Linked DNA regions of Homo sapiens: region 2 is linked to region 1. A link is a contact called in ENCODE Hi-C or POLR2A ChIA-PET data. All regions are on one chromosome and are shown on one strand. The core of a region is the stretch at or near the end of the contact, and the rest is flanking DNA. Distances in the headings are between cores, read along the strand shown. Region 1 has its middle 56 kb from the start of RNF152. Region 2 has its middle 140 kb from the start of RNF152.

Region 1 (6,532 bases), core at 1,320-3,819:
GGGATTACAGGCATGAGCCACCTAGCTCAGCCACATTCCGCATTTCTAACAATTGCTTGAAAAGGCACTGTTTATGAGTGGAGAATTGTTTGTATTTAAGAGACAGCCTCAGGTAGTGGAAAGCCCAGTTTTGCTGCTGAGAATGTGTGGTGGTGATGATTCATGGATCCGTGGGTAAAAATGCTGTCTGCTCCCTGTCTCTGGTGAGCTGACTGTAACAAGGCCTCCAGTGAGGCTTGCGGAGACTCGCTTAAGCTCCCCGGAGGAGGTGAGGGAAAATCCCAGAAGATGCAAATTGAGTTCTCTTACAGTGAAAGGACATAGCCCCTGGTGATAAGCAGCCCACACTCTGGTTTTAATAAGCTTGAGGTTTGGTACTTCTTAGTAATGAGCAGAATTTAAAGGAAATGAAACCAACTCAGAAGTTTTAGCTCATTTGTTGTATAGCAGAAAGCACCAATTAGTGATTGGAATAGCGGTAGGTAATGTCTTGCAACGAAGTGACAAGGTAGAAAAAGGATTTGGGATTTCTCCAGCCTACTTTATGGCTGATAGAATTTTGGTCTCTCTCTCACAAAATAATGTGTAGGCCCTTATCTAATTAGGAAACAAGGTGATTGGCTGTCTAAGGCAATGTCATGCCTGAGTAGCATTGGTAAGATCCTCCTTAGTCCAGGAACTGTAGCATGTTTAAGGCCATTGTAATGTTAGCATCAACAACCCTGGAAGGGTTTTTTTTTTTTTAATTCACCCCAAGAGAATGTTTTCAGTGGAACTCAGCGACATCCTGAAGTTGAAATAAATGTCCATGTGTCTCCAAGCAAATGCCCCATGTCTCTTACATTTAACCATACAGAAGAAACAGTAAGCAGCATGAATCCTTTCATTTTCCTGGGTAATAGGTAAGTGGCAAAAAGAATTGGCTTTTGACATTGAAGGAGGCCCTAAAACTCTGACCTACTGAATGTGTTGCTGACAGCAGTGTAACTACATTGGGGTAGTGCCGGAGATGGGGCCAATCACCATGGAAAACCCTGAACCAACTAGCTGGGCATGGTGGTGAGCTCCTGTAATCCCAGCTACTCTGGAGGCTGAGGCAGGAGAATCGCTTGAACCCGGGAGGTGGAGGCTTCAGTAAGCCAAGATCGCGCCACTGCACTCTAGCCTGGGAGACAGAGCTAGACTCTGTTTCCAAAAAAGGAAATGCAGAATGCGTCACCACAGTCCTCCCTAACAATTCCAGCCCTGGATCCAGAAAATTTTTATTCTTACAACTAGACAGCTCTGGTCCACTGCTGCTGTTATGAGAACCATTAGGGGACAAAAAGAAATAAGCGTTTGAGGTTTTAGGGACTGTAAGCAATTAGAGGAATGAAAAGCAGGAAGAGTTTCCAACAGTTGAAACCCTGAAGCATTCCAGGGTTTTCTCTCCAGGAACCTCAAGGGCCACATGAAGGAACACTGGACTTTCTGTAGGATCACTGCTCCTTTGGCATCCACGGAGTCACAGTGAAGGACATTCCCAACAATGTTTTGGGTGGCTGATGGGAAGACAGTGGTCATGGAACCAAAGGATTTGGAAAAACTTACAAACGAAGACACAAACTGGAAACGTAATCCTTGAGTTCTTAAAGGCTTTCTCAGACATGACCTTGATTTGTACTTTTTTGCCTCTGAAATGGGAGTATAATTCTGCTCTTTCAAAGGTACCATAAGGGCTGATGAATTAAACAACATAAATTATTTTTGCAAATATAAAACTCTAATACAAATAAAGAAATCATAGTACATATAGACCCTTCATAGCCTATAAAAAGAATTAATGTGGATGCAGAAAGCTATTCTATTTAAATGGTTAAAAAATGAGTAGCAGTTCCTTTCTGTTTGGATTTTAATTGAAGCCTAGGGATTTATGTGAGGAAACACCTGACTGAGCATGGACAAGGACAATTATTTGGAGAGAAAAATATGGTTTTGAAATTCACACCCAGTGCCAGGGCTCTGAAGGTGCATGCCAGGTTTCAGGGAACATTGTCTGGTCTCAGGGGAGTACACATGCAGAAATTTACTTTGCTTCTAATTTATATAGTATGAGACAAAACTAAAACATGGGTGACCGTTTCCCTGAGATCTCAGGAATGTTATAAGGGATGTTGTTAATAGAAGGAAACAAATGGAAAAAATTCCTCTGCTCCCATTTAAAAATGTCACCACACTGAAGAGGAAACCCGTAATAGTGCTTATCTCTCAATACAGTTTTGCATCTGAGCTTGGCCAAAGATGTCTCCACGTTTCTCCCTGTTTTGCTTAAGCATCCCAATTCCAATGCCTAATAAACCGATAGCATCCTAGTATTGTTAGACACACCCAGAGTGAAACCTAATAACTGAAAGCCCATATCAAATCAGAGAGCTGCCCTCACGGGTGAGAGAGACAGGGAGAAGGACAGGCTTTGGGGCTGCCCAGGGATGAGCTAGGAGAGCCGAGGTCAGACTCCCGTCATGATTTGGCTCAAGGGTTTTGCATTCCAGTTTCAATTCAGGTTCCAGCACGTATAGTGACTCATAAACAGGGCACAAACGAGCATGGATGTTGTGATTAACCAAGAAAAAGGAATGGAACAAAGCAGACAGCAAAGTGGGTGGGAAACGTTCCCGGGGTTGCTGCGGAGTCAGAAGCAGGGAGTGACTGCAGGTCAGACTGCATCAGGCTGGGGACGTGTATTTCCGAAGGGGAATGGTGAGGGGGACAGAGGTGGTCGGGAGATGCCAGAACACATCCGTCTCATCTTGATGGCAATCTCACTGCAGTATTTTGGTCAAAAGGAGGGAAAAACACAGACTGGATGAGCTGGGTGAGCACAGAGAGAAGTGGGCACCCTGGCTGTGTCCCAGAATTTCCATACGGGGGAACCATGGGCCAGATGAGCAGTGGGACCACCACCGCTCATGAGGGACAACAAGCAGCCCTGGGCAGTATTGGGCCTATTCAGGCACGGGGGGAGTGAGGGTAGGGCAGGGAATGGGGATCTGCCACTTGCCTTTAATGAGTGGTCTTAGAAGTCCCAACTTTAGGGCTAATTTTTAGAATCAAGATGTAACTTATATACAGTCAAGCTTGAGGAATGTTTGCATATGCATATACCCATGTAAACAACTATATCTATTACCCCAGACTCCTTCATCCCCCTTCCCAATCAAGACCATCATTCAGAGGCAACCACTTCCTGATTTCTATCATCACAGATTCATTTTACCTGTCCTTAGGCTTCATCTCCATGGAATCGTAACAATGTATACTCATTGTGTCTGCCCTTTTCACTCAACAAGATTTATTGGAGATGTGCCCTTGTTTTTGGATGCATCGGTGGGTAGCAATGTGAAGGGCACACTTTTTCCTTCCTTGGGTGCTACTTTCTCTTTCACTGAGTTTGATGTTAAGTGTTAAGAAGCTAGATGTCATACTATGTAAATTCTAAACCAAAAGAGAAGTCCCACATAAAAAATATCTGACAGCATGCTACCAGGGACATCACAATCCCGTGTCCTGCTGTAGCAACTCAGCAGACATGTTTTTGTTGCGTGGTTTTTACTGTGTGTGCTTCTCTGCCTTCCACTGCGGGGTAAACCCTTCCCCCAGGCTTGTGAAGGTGGCCTTTTGTTTTCAAAGAGCCACAGAACTGCTACTGGCTAAATCACAGGGTGTTTAAGGCTGTGATTGAAATTTAGGAGCCAGCACTCAATGTCACCTTTGATGATCTAAAATTGCACACAAGGTAAACCGGATCTCCCCATAATAGATGGCACACAGAAGCTCATTTTTAGATTGTGTTCTCACAGGGTCTTGCTGCAGTTGACTGATGTTATTAAACTTTAAGGACCCCTCTGGGAAGGAGGTTTGCTCTGAATAGCAGTGTTCTCAGGGAGATTGTGACCTGGTGACCTCACCCAATTGAATCTCTTTCATTTTATAGAAAATCTGAAGCTCCTCATTATGAAGCTGACCAAGAATAGCAGTGCAGCTTTTTCCTTTTCTGCTTTAGCACATTCCAGGGGATCAGAGGCTGAGCTTCCTGAATATAACCGGGACATGAGCTTATGGAAATGGAATGAGACCAAGGATGTACAGAGTGAAATTCACACATGCTGCACAATGAGCAATGCCGCGTCCCTAACTAAGCAAGTGGCACCAAGGGTCCCTTTACCTTTGGTAACTGTAACAGAAACAGATCTCCTTTTTATAGTTCTGTCTCTGCAGAACAGCAGCCCTGAAAAGCTAATTGGTCCTCAGCCATGGTGACAGTGTCTATGCGCTCCCTTGACAGTGAACACTCAGGCCTGTGGCTTTGAAGCCCCTGGGGAGGGAGAAAGAGGGCAGCCAGGGTGGTCCCTTTTCATGGCAGGAAATTGCCAGATAGGCTTGTGTGAAAAATGTCCCAAAAGAGTGAGTAACCCTCCCCTATGCGAGTGTCTGATTAATACTGAAGGGTGGTGATTTTCTGCACAGAAAGCAACAGACAAAAGCATTTAGAAAGAAGAAATGAAGAAAAGTTAATTTACAAAGACGTGAAGGGAGTCAGATTTCAAAAGGACTGATCCTCCTTAGAAAGAACCAAATACAGGAAGAAAACCATAGCCTTACAAGTTGGTCAAATTTATATTACTTCGTTCTTGGTGGAATACAATAACTTTTTCACACGATCATCATACTCACACGTGTTGGCATTGTGAAAGTCAGGGATAAAGCCATTTTTTGTTTGTTTGTTTGTTTTTGGTTTAGAGAGTCAGGCAGGGTTGTTGGAATTGTTCAAGTTTTTATTATCTGGGGGAACAGACATCAACAGAGCGACCCTATTATTTTTGGTTTATCTCAGAGTGCAAACTCTTTCCCCTTTTTTCCTAACTGTACTATGTCATATTCTTAATCACAGTGAAGCAGAGCAAAGGATCAGTTTTGCCTAGGGAGATCCCTCTTTTGTTCAAGTTCCCCGTCCCTAAGGTGCAGTTTGGTCACATAAGATGCCTAGTGATTTTCCGACTCAGTATCATTAATTTGATATTTTGCTTTATTTGATGATTTTTATTTTCATAGGAGCAATGAGTGTTACACATTACACAAGGACCCCCCCTTTTTTTTTAGTTTTAATAAAGCTAGAGCAACATGATATTAACACTTAAAAGTTAGTGCTGGAGGCCTTGTTAAACCCCTAAGGGTATAATTTACCTTTATATTTCAGAAGTATTTTGTTTTCCTTCTCAGTTGGTCCACTGAGATCAGGAACCAAGAACCATCCAATTCACATCTACCAGCCTTTGCCCAGCCTTTGCCCAAAGTGCCTCTAACTTTTAAAAGTATTAGAGTCTCATCTTTCCCTGATATCTTTTTGTTGTCAATATTCCCTGCCTGCCTTTGAGGCAGGGGTCCCATAAGTCACAGAGCAGACTGTAGATCAATTTCATGGGAGGACCTCGAGGGCCTTACTCCCCACATGTGGAGGCATAGTCCCTGGGCTTGTCTTACCTAATTAGATGAGGTTTCTGGCATGATCGTGGTTATAGATTTGATTTATCCAATTATACCCTGGCTGGAAAAGGAACATATTCTTGTTGAACTTATGCAAATAATTTACAGTTACAGAGAGTAGAGGAATTTAGTGAAGGCACTTTGCATAATATTTAATCGTTATTAGTGTTCCATCTCATTATTTTTTATAAAATCATTATTCCTATATTAATTTATAGTCTATGTTATTAAGACTTTTTTTCCCTGAATTCCAAGGGCTCAGTTGGAACAAGATACCATTTAAAGAAGATTTCACACCAATTTGAACAAGCATAATCTGTCAAATTGAGGGTCAGTGCTAGATTAAGAAGAAAAGGGGTTTCTTGCCATGCCCATTTAAAATAGAATCCTGACTGCAATTAAATCACTGCATTTCATTCACCTCGTCCTAGGGAATTCATTTGTATTTTGTTGATCTTAGACTAAACAGTCTGTTTCCATGAAGTCATTTGCTTCGGGAGGGGAAAAGTTCCAGGATCCTGATTCAGTCTCTTGGTACAGTCTTGCAGTCTGGGGTGAAGAAGTTGGCTCACAATGAGAAGCCTGTACCTATGAGTCTATTCCCTGTAGGTTCAACTGTCTGAGGATCTGGTTCAGTCCTTTACTTAGGCTCCTTTGATATTTCTTTCGGCATCAATTTCTGATTTGTTTTTGTATTTCAGTAAGTGGGGGGGAAAAGCAGAAAATACTTCTGAATGATAAGATTCAAAGGCTTTGCTCAATTTATTAAAATAATCCTAATATCAGAATGTAAAGAAAAATTCTCTCTTGAGATGCAATAAGCAATCAATTTGTTAGGAGTTTGCTGATGCTTGTTCTGAGGTTAAGAACACATAAACAGTGAGGACATTGTGAAATCTTCAGGGTCTCTAATTTATCCCTATGTATTCTGATTGTCATCAATTGACAAGAGTGTTTATGTAGAAAACCAAGATATCTCTTTTTGAAATTAATCTATTTATTTGCAGTT
Region 2 (6,532 bases), core at 1,035-3,534, 87 kb before region 1:
CATGGGGTGCGGCACTCTGGATGGGCCCTAAACATGGGGTGCGGCACCCTGGATGGGGCCCTAAACATGATGTGCGGCACCCTGGATGGGGCCCTAAACATGGGGTGCGGCACCCTGGATGGGCCCTAAACATGGGGTGCGGCACCCTGAATGGGCCCTAATCATGGGGTGCGGCACTCTGGATGGGGCCCTAAACATGGGGTGCGGCACCCTGGATGGACCCTAAACATGGGGTGCGGCACCCTGGATGGACCCTAAACATGGGGTGCGGCACCCTGGATGGGGCCCTAAACATGAGATGCGGCACCCTGGATGGGGCCCTAAACATGGGGTGCGGCATCCTGGATGGGGCCCTGAAACAGAAAAGGACATCAGGTAAAAACTAAGGAAATCTGAATAAAGTATGGAATGTAGTTAATAAAATGTCAATATTTGTTCATTAAATGTGAAAACTGTGCCTTAGTAGTTTTTAGTAATTAGTAATCATTAGGTATTAATAATAAGAGAAACTGGGTGAGGGAGTGTGTTGGAACCCTCTGTATTAATTTTGCAAATTTTCTATAAAACTATTGTAAAATAACAAGATTATTTAAAATTGTAATTTTATGTTTTTAAAATTTTTACTCTATACACATAATTTTACATAAATGCATTAGAAGTGTAATAACAGAGAAGCAGAGGATTGAAGGGGTGGTTCACTGGTTTTTTTCTGTTTTCGTTATTTCTCCCTAGTTCTCTCTCTGCTCTTTCACTCCTGTAACTCCTCTCTGAGCCATGTTAGAGCCCAATGTGTATAACATTTTTCTTCCTGAATTACTTTCAATCAATTATTGTAGCTATTATTATTATTATTATTATTATTATTATTATTATTATTATTTTGAGACAGGGTCTCACTGTGTCGTGCAAGCTGTAGTGCAGTGGTACAATGATGGCTCACTGCTTCCTTGACTTCCTGGGTTCAAACAGCCCTCTTACCTCAGCCTCCTGAATAGCTGGAACCACGGGCTAATTTTTAAATATTTTGTTTTTGTAGAGACAGGGTCCTGCCATGCTGCCCAGGATGGTCTTGAATTCCTGGGCTCATGCAATCTGCCCCTTGGTCTCCCAAAGTATTGGGATCAGAGGCACGAGCCACTGTGCCCAGCCAATTATTATGTTCCACATAAATCTCACATGAGTGTGTAGTGGTCAGCTGTGCCTTTGCTCAGCATTTCCTCTTGAGATAACTGTGCCTGCATTGCTAACCTTCTGTTTCTGGCAGGAGCCAAAAATTTTTTATGACCCTTCTCACCACATTTGACTAGTTTAGGGGTGCACATCCAACCCACACAAGACCAGTCTAAGTTCTTTGCAAGATTTTCAAGCTGCAACTGAGAGAAAGTTTCTAACATGTGAAGTTTCAGAGCTGTTTTTGGCCAAGTTCAATTAAGTGAAATATTCTAGTAACCTCCCAGTAAGTAATCTTTTCAAAAAAAAAAAAAAAAAAAACACGGAGGGGGATTGAATTCACTGATCTCTCTAAGAACACGGTGGATTACGAGAAATCCGAAGCTCCACTTAAAATGTTTATTTTTGTTCCTGGTTTTTATCTTCTGCTAAGTTGGAATTTAGGGGGCAGAATGGTTCCATGAAAACTGATTCAGACTTTATCCCTCCGATTCACAGTGCTGCTTTCATGCCTAATACTACAAAATGTTCAAGTGCCCTGTTTTGGTATTATGTAGTAAAAACAGGAATTAAAAATCTTAGCTTTGCATAGCCTCAATCTCCAGGAACTGCAAAGAACTCTTACATGTTCATTCCTCCAAAACAAAATACAAATTTTCTCATAGGTGCTACTGGAGAAACAATAGCACAAATAATCCCAATGGAGAGCCTGCCATATGCCAAGCCCTGTGCCAGGGGCTTTACACTCATGATCTCACATAATTGAGTTATTGCAACCACTAGTGCTAGGCCAGACCTCAGCGAGCCTGGTCTGGGTTCCAGGCTGTCAAGAAGGATGTCTTAGGCTCTACTCAAGTTTGGTTTTTCTTCAGCAAAAGCAACAAACACTGGAAAGATAGTAACGAGAGAAAAATATATAGGTGGTTTTGCCCTCCCCTCAAAGGTCTCTCCAGCTCACCGTGCCTCCACCAAAGATTAGGGCTCTTAGAAGCCCGAGGAGAACGATTTGCCCAGTAGAGCAGAGGAACACAGAGCATGGACCCGCTGCCCTCAGTGCTCACAGCCATGGCAGCATTCCCAAACAACTTACATCACCGTAAGAGGCAGTGGTTGTGCTGCTCAGGAGGGCCAGCTTCACTAGGCCTTTACGTCCCTGCTTTGTCTGCACGATGGGGCCCTGGGCTGTTCCACCCATGCCCACTGAGGGGCTTTCATGTGGACAGGCCCGGCCATGGCCCATACAACACCAACCAAGGTAGATATCAGCCTTATTTTCCAGATAAGAAAACTGAAGTTCCAAGAGACTAAATGAATGTTCCAGAGTCCTCCCTTTGGCAAGTTGATTTGCTAGTCAACTCAGAGCTAATTTCAGTCTAAGTCTAAAGCGAAAACTTTTAATCACCAGACTCCCTTAGGGGTATACAACTGCTTCCTTGGGGATGCCAGAAAAATAGTCCACACAGACGATAACACTTGGAAACAAAATACATTTATCCTTTGCTTAGGTCACATGAGTGGAATTACATAGATGATGACAGCAGTAGCCTTAATGTGCAGGTCAGTGGCATGAGTTAAAGTAAGACATTGCATTAATCAGCAGATAATTCAATATCCTCTCCTAGTCAAGCAGAGTGGGGATACAAAGTATAAGACATCAGTCCTGCCCTTGAAGAGCTTGTGTTGTAATTGAGGAGGTAATAATAATGAAACTGGCAGATCATATTTACTGAGTGCTTCCTCTGCACCAGCTGGTTGACCTCAAATCCCTCACGTGTCCCAGGTCAAGGAAGACCAGCAATGAAAGTTATGGGCAGTTGAATGCTGAGTGGCCAGACATGATGGCAGGTTAACATACCAGTTAGCATCTGCTAAGATAAGGATTCTTTCAGGGCCTATGGCAGTAATATGCTCCTCCTGAAATGCAATGTCCTAACTAGCAGTTGACAAAAAAGAAGGGCATAATATGGCCATTGAGAACCAGTGGAATGAAACCAGCCCTGTGGACAGCTTTGTAGCCCCTAGTTTAGGATCTCTCCATAGTTTCCTTGCTCCATAAACAATTTGTTATGTAAGAAATTCAAGTACTAAAATATCCAGAGGAAAAACAACATAATCCACGGTTCACATGTGTTTTACTTGTGGCAAGCATTGCTAGTTACCTACCCAGTATCCACTCTCCTTTTTTACCATCAGAACCTTGATTTGTTTGTCAGAAATATGCCCAGAGCCAGGCAGGGTGGCATACACCTATAGTCCCAGCTACTCAGGAGGCTGAGGCAAGAGGATTGCTTAAGCCCAGGAGTTCAAGGACAGCCTGGGCAACATAGTGAGACCACATCTCTAAAAAAATCTTTAAAAAAAAAAGTATACTGGGATTTAAAAAACAACAACAACAATTAAAAAGAAAAAAAAAGAAAAAAAACTCATCTTCCCTTGCAATGATGCATGCCAATGCAGTGCAGCTCTTGCCAATTATGTACACACAGAAGTCTCTGGGTAGAGCTTCTGGAAACCTCAGTGGAGCTGATGTTCCTTCCTGCCTGTTGCCTTTTCCTCCTGTATCTGAAATGTAGGCATGCTGCTGGAGGTGGAGCAGTTTTGCAACCTAGGAATAATGCATTTGAAAATGAAACTACCTGGAAAGGAAGGCTTAGCTGGAAGATGGATGATGACTGAGTCCATGGTAGAATCCCTTAGCTGCTCACCATACCACCCTAGAAAAGCTCACCTCCAGCTTCTGGATACATGAGAAAAGTAAAGCCTTTTTTGGTTAAGCACTCTAAATCTGATTATGTTCCTGACATACTTGATGAAATTAGAAATATAAGTACTTGTTAAAAATAGGTTTTCAAACACCGCATGTTCTCACTCATAGGTGGGAATCGAACAATGAGAACACTTGGACACAGGATGGGGAACATCACACACCGGGGCCTGTTGTGGGGTGGGGGGAAGGGGGAGGGATAGCATTAGGAGATATACCTAATGTAAATGATGAGTTAATGGGTGCAGCACACCAACATGGCACATGTATACATATGTAACAAACCTGCAGGTTGTGCACATGTACCCTAGAACTTAAAGTACAATAAAAAAAAGATAAAAAAGTAATAAGTTAGGTTTCTTAAATAAGGCCTTCTGAAAAAACAAGATTGAACTGTCTGGTTTCCCAGGGGAACTCCACAGCTGCGGGAATTTAAACATTATGATATTGAGTTACAATGTTTTGTTCAGAGATGGCCATAATCAAGGCATTGGTTCAAGGTCTTAGTTGAACTTTACATATAACTATACAAAAATCAGTAGATTAATTTGCCATTGCTTTTCTTTGGGGTGCATTTTTGTATCAGTTCGTTCTCATTCTGCTAATAAAGACATACCCAAGACTGGGTAATTTACAAAAGGAGAGAGATTTAATGGACTTACAGTTCCACATGGCTGGGGAGGCCTCACAATCATGGTGGAAGGTGAATGAGGAGCAAAGTCATGTCTCACATGGTGGCAGGCAAAAAAAGCATGTGCAGGGGAGCTCCCCTTTATAAAACCATCAGATCTCATGAGATTTATTCACTATCATGAGAACAGCACAGGAGAAACCCACCCCCATGGTTTAATTACCTCCCACAAGGTCCCTCCCATGACAAGTGGGGATTATTACAATTCAAGGTGGTTTGGGTGGGGACACAGAGCCAAACCATAGCATTCTCCCCCGGCCCCTCCCAAATCTTATGTCCTCACATTTCAAAACCAATCATGCCATCCCAACAGTCCCCCAAAGTCTTAATTCATTTCAGTATTAACTCAGAAGTCCACAGTCCAAAGTCTCATCTGAGACAAGGCAAGTCCCCTTCCTTTACATGAGCCTGTAAAATCAAAATTACTTCCTAAATACAGTAGGGGTACAGATATTGGGTAAATACACCTGTTTCAAATGGGAGAAGTTGGCCAAAACGAAGGAGCTACAGGCCCCATGCAAGTCCAGAATCCAAGAAGGCAGCAATTAAATCTTAAAGCTTCAAAATAATCTCCTTTGACTCCATGTCTCACATCCAGGTCACACTGATGCAAGAGTTAGGCTCCCACGGCCTTGGGCAGCTCCACCCCTGTGGTTTTGCAGGGTACAGCCCCAGTCCTGTCTGCTTTCATGGGCTGGCATTGAGTGTCTGTGGCTTTTTCAGGTGCACGGTGCAAGCTGTTGGTGGATCTACCATTCTGGGGTCTGGAGGACAGTGGCCTCTTACAGCTCCACTAGGCAGTACACCAGTGGAGACTCTGTGTGGGAGCTCCAACACAGGAGGCTGAGGCAAGAGGATTGCTTAAGTCCAGGAGTTCAAGGACAGCCTGGGCAACATAGTGAGACCACGTCTCACTTATTAGATTCAGAAAACAGAACAAAACAAGGAACACATTGGCTTTCTAGCCATTCACCAATGGGTTGTATGGTTTTAAAATGTTTGCTATTTTATCTATTGGTCCTCAAAGCTAGAGCCCTGCCTCTTTCAAGACTTTACCAGGTTATAAGGGAAACACAAAGGCATATTCAACCTAATTCTTGCCCTCAAGAAACTGATAATGCAGTTTAGGAGGCAGAATTTATGCACTCTAGAATCACACAGACCCATCTGGGCTCTGCTTCTTATTAGTTGTGTGACCTTAGACAAACCCCTCTGAGTCTCAACTGATTCATCTGTAATACTGTGATAATACTGCCTGCCCCATGACATGTTTATTGGTCTCAATGCACTTATGACTTAGATTAGATTGAAACATTAAATTGTATTAAATTTGTTTACAGGCTTCACCTCTGAATAAGAACATTAGCTTCTTAGTGCACTGCATACTTAAAGTATGGGTATAGATGATACAGCTGGTGAATAAAGGCAGCATGTGATATTTGCCTTACGAGCAATACGTGCAACAAGTACTCAGAGACTCCGAGAGAGAAAGCTCAGGAAAACTGATGTGCCAAGAAGGCCAGCAATTGAGAAGGGGCTTGAGGGAAGAGTTCAAATAAGCATAGTTCTACAATGAAATACAGAACTCAATTTATATTCAGAAGTAAAAGATTTAATTCCATTGATCACATGTTTGTAGGCATTCGTGCTTAATGAACCATCAGCATGTGTAAGGCACTGAACTAAACACTTTAGAAGAAGTAACAGATATAATCTACTATCAGTCACGTTTATCAAAGGAAACTAAGATTCAGGTTAACTCACCCAAGTCAAACAGCCAGGAAGTGGTGCAGTTTTTTTATTTCATACAGTTCAGTATGAGGCAGCCTCTTATCGGTATGCTTTCCTCTCAATCCAACTTTACAAATCCAGTGATTTTATGTAGACAAGCCATACTGTGGAGGTGT

Evidence for each region. Hi-C counts contacts between places; a loop is a spot of excess contacts on that map. ChIA-PET counts read pairs that join two places held with the same protein, here RNA polymerase II (POLR2A). Pooled maps may share reads with other maps.
Region 2: a loop to region 1 is called in a pooled map, with 1.8 times the contacts of the local background. The contact joins two enhancer-like sites. A Hi-C loop is called at or near these places in 7 of 50 pooled maps. POLR2A ChIA-PET finds 5 or more read pairs at or near these places in 3 of 52 experiments (A673, PC-9 and activated CD4-positive, alpha-beta T cell).

The regions. Positions count from the first base shown.
Region 1 is chr18:61,946,153-61,952,684 of GRCh38, reverse strand. No RefSeq gene overlaps it. Among named protein-coding and RNA genes, the nearest start is that of RNF152, 56 kb to the right of the region's middle. Within about 2 kb of position 2,569, at least 5 of the 41 ENCODE cell types and tissues checked have a DNase peak (open chromatin) inside an H3K27ac peak, as active enhancers do.
Region 2 is chr18:62,033,268-62,039,799 of GRCh38, reverse strand. It overlaps a transcript of PIGN not described here. Among named protein-coding and RNA genes, the nearest start is that of RNF152, 140 kb to the right of the region's middle. Within about 2 kb of position 2,284, at least 2 of the 41 ENCODE cell types and tissues checked have a DNase peak (open chromatin) inside an H3K27ac peak, as active enhancers do.